Linked DNA regions of Homo sapiens: region 1 is linked to region 2. Evidence: chromatin loops called from intact Hi-C (ENCODE). Cell type or tissue: right lobe of liver. All regions are shown on one strand. Links, peaks and the distances in the headings refer to the core of each region. The heading gives the core; the rest is flanking DNA. Region 1 overlaps TASOR2 (transcription activation suppressor family member 2). Region 2 overlaps LOC107984199 (a long non-coding RNA gene).

Region 1 (2,916 bases), core at 209-2,708, 110 kb after region 2:
CCCGTGAATATCTTCAAGTGATTGTCATCATCATGAGAATTAAAGATTTCTGGGTCACTGTGTGCCAGAAAGTAAGAGTTCTAAGCCCTTCACTCATATTAACTCAGTTCATTCTCAAATAAGTTAAAGACTATTAATCTCCCCATTACATAGATGACGAGACTAAAGCATAGAGAAGTAAAGAAATTGCCTAAAGTCACATAGAAAATTGTCAAGCCAAGATTCCAGTCTAGAAAACCTAAATGTTAACTATGTATGTGCTTTTTTTTTCCCCTAAAGATGGGGTTCAGCAGTTCCATCCTATTCTCAAAGAATTACATAAAATCCAGTTAAGAATCACCACCTTAGAATAAGAAAATATAGTCTAGTCAGGGAGATTTAAATTAATACATATATACATGCTAGTTTCTTATAAAATACCATTTGTCGTGGTAATATGTAATTAACTATCATCAGTACTAATTTTAGCAATGATTTTGGCAAGCCTGACTGTTCAAATCAGTGATTCCTAACAATCTCCTTAGTATGTACTTACGTAGGCTTTTGTTTTTTTGTCATCTTGTTGAATGCTGTGCCTGTACTTGAAAGGCACACGTGTGCTATCGCACTCCCTCCACCAGTTGGCACACTGGAATGTGAAGAAGAGGATTCTAGCATGATAGGCACTAGAAACCAAAAGCATGTTGCTGCTAGTCATGTGTTGAGTTGAGCACTCTTTCTGAATTGTCAGACTTTATTTTAGAAGCATTACACTTTACCTGTAGTAAAAATATATCGAAATAGAAATATATCAAGATTGTCACTATTTGCATTTCACTAAGACTACAGTCATGGTGAGATTTAGGACTGAGGCTAAACGTTACCAGCCACATGATTGGGAGGGCCATTAAAGTTCTCAGAAGGACACTGACTCTCAAGACTTTTCTAATACTTTGTTCTCTTAAAACTCTGTTGTCTCAGCCCCACACTGTTGACTCTGTTTTTTTGTTTTGTTTTGTTTTGTTTTGTTTTGAGAAGTCTCACTCTTGTCTCCCAGGCTGGAGTACAATGGCACGATCTCGGCTCACTGCAAGCTTCACCTCCCTGGTTCAACTGATTCTCCTGCCTCAGCCTCCCTAGTAGCTGGGATTATAGGCGCCTGCCACCACACCTGGCTGATTTTTGTATTTTTAGTAGAGACAGGGTTTCACCATGTTGGCCAAGCTGGTCTATAACTCCTAACCTTAGGCAATCCACCTGCCTCAGCCTCCCAAAGTGCTGGGGATTACAGGCGTGAGCCACTGCCCCCAGCCAGAAATGGTTGGTTGGTTTGTTTGTTTTGTTTTGTTTGAGACAGAGTCTCGTGAGCCACTGCTCCAGCCAGAAATGAGTTTGTTTGGTTTGGTTTTTTTGAGACTGCAGCCTCCGCCTCCCGGGTTCAAGTGACTCTGCCTCAGCCTCCCGAGTAGCTGGGATTACAGGTGCATGCCACCACTCCTGGGTAATTTTTGTATTTTTAGTAGAGACTAGGTTTCGCCATGTTGGCCAGGCTGGTCTCGAACTTCTGGCCTATAGTGATCCGCCCACCACAGCCTCCCAAAGTTCTGAGATTACAGGCGTGAGAAGCCGTGCCCTACCTAAGACAGAAATGTTTTTAACAAGAGATTTGGAACACAGTTCCTGATTTCCAACATGTATGCTTCAAGACATGGCACGCAGTTTGTGAGCATGGTGTTCCCAGCATTGCAGAGGGGTGTGATCAGTTGTATAATCAGTTCATTTTATTATATGCTCGACAAGGCCATGCTTGAGGCTTTAAATAAAACAAAAAACAAATACCACCCTGTTTATGAGGTTATGAGAACTGTCCTGAGATGATAGCTCTGCTAATGTTTAACCTAAATCCTGCTTGCTACTGTTTAAATCAGTGCCTTTAGTTCAGTTTATGATTGCAAACTGCATTGATAAAGTTTTCAATTGCCATGTACAATAGGTATTCAAATGAGAAAGAATCTCCAGTTTCATGCAAAGAAGATAGCTAAGGGATGAGGGGCCTTTGTTGACTAGAATCAATGTATTCTGAGTACAGGGGGTAGTAATTAATTTACTCTGTTGCCTCATGGGAAAGTTTCAGATGATGGTGTACTTATGGTCTAATTGAAAACGGATGTTAAAAATGTTATTTGCTTTTTAAAAATTATCTTTTAGGCTGGGCACAGTGGCTCACACCTGTAATCCCAGCACTTTGGGAGGCCGAGGTGGGTGGATCACTTGAGGTCAGGAGTTTGAGACCAGCCTGGCCAACGTGGCTAAACCTCATCTCTACTAAAAATACAAAAATTAGCCGGGCATGGTGGCATGTACCTGTAATCCCAGCTACTCGGGAGGCTGAGGCAGAGAGTCACTTAAACCCGGGAGGCAGAGGTTGCAGTGAGCCAAGATCACTCCACTGCACTGCAGCCTGTTCGATAAAGCAAGACGCTGTCTTGAAAAAAAAAAAATTAATCTCATTTATTAAAAACAAAATTGAATGCTTTTTCTCTAGTGCTACACTTCTGGATTAAGCGGTGCTAAGTAGCAAACAGGCTGCATTTAAAGTCTTTTAAATTGTCAGTGGTCTAGTTATTTTTCTTCCAAAAAGCTTGGAGCTCTCTTCTGTGTGTGGTTTTAAAGAAAACAAATCCCACTGGGGGGTATTTTAAGTCTGCCTTTAAAAGAGGGACTTGCTTGATTTGTACCCTGTGATATTCTTTTAGCTAGAAAATTCAGAAGAACATTCACAAACTAAAATTAATTTTTATCTTTTCTGTTCTTCACATGTACATATAATCGTATAAAAAACATTTTATATGACTGATTTTTTTTTTTTTTTACTTTGGCCGTTTCAGGTAACTGGGGAAGAAGCTAAACAAGAATCATTGGAGACTTCTAATCTTG
Region 2 (2,916 bases), core at 123-2,622:
GAGTTTTGCGGAGAATCCCTGCCTTCTCCTAAAATACTCCTGGAGGAGGCAGCATCAGAATGCATGCTTGAGACGCACCACAGGATCTGCTTCCCCAAATCCTCAAACACACAGGACAGATGCCTCCTGGTCCCCATCATAACCCATCAATCACGCCCCAAAGCCGCCTGAGCCCTCACCTCCCGACTCTCCGAAAGCTGCCAACAATTACTGCTGAGCCAGCAATGCATAATAGTCTCCTTTCTGCCTTCCCGTCTCTTTCTGTCTTTTGTTCCCTGCCTGGAAATCTATATAGCATGAAAGGAGCTGTTGAGGTGTGTGTGGTTTTTTTTTTACCAAGAATCGGAAAATTTGAGTCATCTTTTTACAAAGTTAGACTGCGAAGGTTGTAGTCCTCTCTAAGGATTTAATAATGAAGTGAAGAGACCAGAGGTGACCAGAAACAAGTATGAGAGGAAACGAGAAGCCGTTATTCATGGATTTCCTGCAGTGTGCTCAGCACAGTACTACTCTAGGAGTTGGAGGATTTTTTTTTAAAGTGGTGGTGCTAGGGGCTGAGTGGTGCTACTTACTGTCTATTCTTCTGTTCTTCCTCAGTAAGAGAAACCTTATATTGCTTGGGATGGCACTGTGCCCAAAGTAAAACAAACACATCAAAAAAAAATACACAAGGCTTGCTTGGCTGGCAGACACTCCTTTTGCCAAGCTCTTTCCATTTTCTTCCTGCCTGGAAGATAGACATGATGACCAGAGCTGTAGCAGCCATCTTGGGACCATGAGGGTCCCATGGTCAAAAGATCAAAAAAACTGCAAAAGCTTTGGCTGTGGTATACATGAGGGCTGTCAAACTACAGCCCATGAGTCAAATCTGGCCCACTACTTGTTTTAGTAAATAGTTTTGTTGGAACACAGTCATGCTCATTTATTTGTCTGGAGCTAATTTTGCCCTGTCTATGACAAAGGGGAGTGGTTGTAACCGAGACCACTTGGCCCACAATGCTAAAAATATTGACTATCAGAAAAAAAAAATTATAAACCTCTGCTCTAAACCACAGGCAGTAACTGCCTATCTCCAGACTTATTATGTAAAAAAAAAAAAAAAAAAAAAAAAAAAAAAAAATCCTCTTGTGTTTGACATGAGGTTTCTTGTGTTTAACATAACGTTTCTGTTACTCACAGACTAATAGATATAATACTGTTTACACTCGAGGCACTCAGAGTTTACACAGCTGTGGAAGCAGAACATGGCAACGTTTAGAAAATTAAGAAAAAAGACACATTCCAAATCATCGCCAACCAGCAGAACATAGCCCTACACAACCCCAAGCAGCAATATTCACGGCGTCCTCTAGGTGGAGCTCTGCAGTGCACAGCCTGGGCAGCTGGAGGCAGCAGCCCTGTATCTCTGGCTTCATCCTGCAGCCAATTAATTCAACCAGTATATGGGGATTATCTCTGTGTCAGACACTGTGGAAAGTGAATACAACATGGCCCCTGGTCTTTAGAAGCTTATAGGATAAAAGAAATATACCAAGTAGCCGTATGGTATGGACTAACTTGTGTCCCTCACCCAAATTCATATGTGGACGCCCTACCCCTCAATGTGACTGTATTTGGAGTTGGGGCCTTCGAGGGTGTAATTAAGGTTACATGAGGTCATAAGACTGAGGCCCTAAACCAAATAGGTCTGGTTCCTTATAAGAAGAGGAAGAGACACCCAGGATGCGCACACGCGGAGGAGAGACCGCGTGAAGACACCATGAGAAAGAAGGTGGTTTGTACATCAAGGAGAGAGGCCTCAGGGGAAACCAAACCTGCTGACAGTTTGATCTTGGATTTCCAGCCTCTAGAACTTGGGGAAAATGTATTTCTATTGTTTAAGGCCCCCAATCTGTGGTCTTTTGTTATGGCAGCCATAGCCAAGTAACACACAATTTAAATAGACCACATGGTGGCTCGAGGTCAGTGCTCCAGAGATTCAAATGTCACATAGCAAATAGCATCATTCCAAGGCCTGGAGGATAAAGACATGACAGCCCCTGTGTCCGCTGAGACAACCAACCATTGCTGCTCCACACACCTTCAGCAAGCACTGCTCAGGCTGGGGCACCTGATGCTGAGATCTCCCTTGATAGGTGTTCTATTTGAAGAGAAAAGATTGTGTCCCAGCTATTGAACGCCCACCCAGGCTTCATCCACCTGGGCACCCAGTCCGGTCCAGTCCATCTCTGCACTGGCAGGCACGGCCTGGCTTTCACATTCCTCTCTCACCGCCTCTCCCAACTCCATATCTGGCCTCCAGCTCTGCCAGCTGCCTGTTTACACCACACGCCACAATCTGATCAATTTTCCAGAACATGTGTGTTTCGGTTCATATCATTCCTTGACTGGAGATACAGAGCTCAGATTCCCTTTCTCCATGATGCATTTTTTAAAAACAACGAATTCTCAAGCACTGTTTTCCTCTTGTGTGGCATTCACTCCATTCTGGCTTCTGTTGAGACGATGTTGATAAAGCTGATGCATCTTTTATCCTCTCCTAAATGGGAGGGTCTTAAAGGGAAGCCAAGATCTTTGCATTTCCCTTCCCGAGACTCAGTTCAGAGCCATGTATTAGACATTCAACACGTGCCCATTAAATAATAGATCAATGATAGATCAATAGATGGATGATAGCTCAAGAGACAGATATATTGATTGATTGATGATAGATATATAAACAGATGATCAATGATAGATCAATAGATAATAAACAGATAAATAGATGATTGATGGACAGATAGATAGCCAGTGGCTGACACCTGTAATACCAGCTACTCAGGAGGCTGAGGCAGGAGGATTGCTTGAGTCCAGAAGTTCCAAGCTGTGGTACACTACACAGATCAGGGGTCCACACTAAGTTTGGCATCCATATGG

Evidence for each region. Peaks named below come from ENCODE experiments on the same cell type or tissue, not always from the same donor. Only the 100,000 strongest peaks of a DNase experiment are listed, where the experiment ranks them.
Region 1: it touches region 2 in a loop (3.0-fold over the local background); 5 of 110 quality-filtered maps call a loop at or near these places.

The regions. Positions count from the first base shown.
Region 1 is chr10:5,743,312-5,746,227 of GRCh38, forward strand. TASOR2 (transcription activation suppressor family member 2) reads left to right here. Exons shown (of 22, transcript NM_001321783.2): 16 at 2,868-2,916. Among named protein-coding and RNA genes, the nearest start is that of TASOR2, 60 kb to the left of the region's middle. In right lobe of liver, for the core only: no CTCF peak of the experiment used is centred there; no DNase peak of the experiment used is centred there.
Region 2 is chr10:5,628,677-5,631,592 of GRCh38, forward strand. All of the region lies in intron 1 of LOC107984199 (a long non-coding RNA gene), which reads right to left. It also overlaps the pseudogene RN7SL445P. Among named protein-coding and RNA genes, the nearest start is that of LINC02677, 12 kb to the left of the region's middle. In right lobe of liver, for the core only: a CTCF peak has its summit at 1,343 (motif pointing right); a DNase peak (open chromatin) is centred at 1,355; H3K4me3 peaks cover 199 bases; H3K27ac peaks cover 1,370 bases.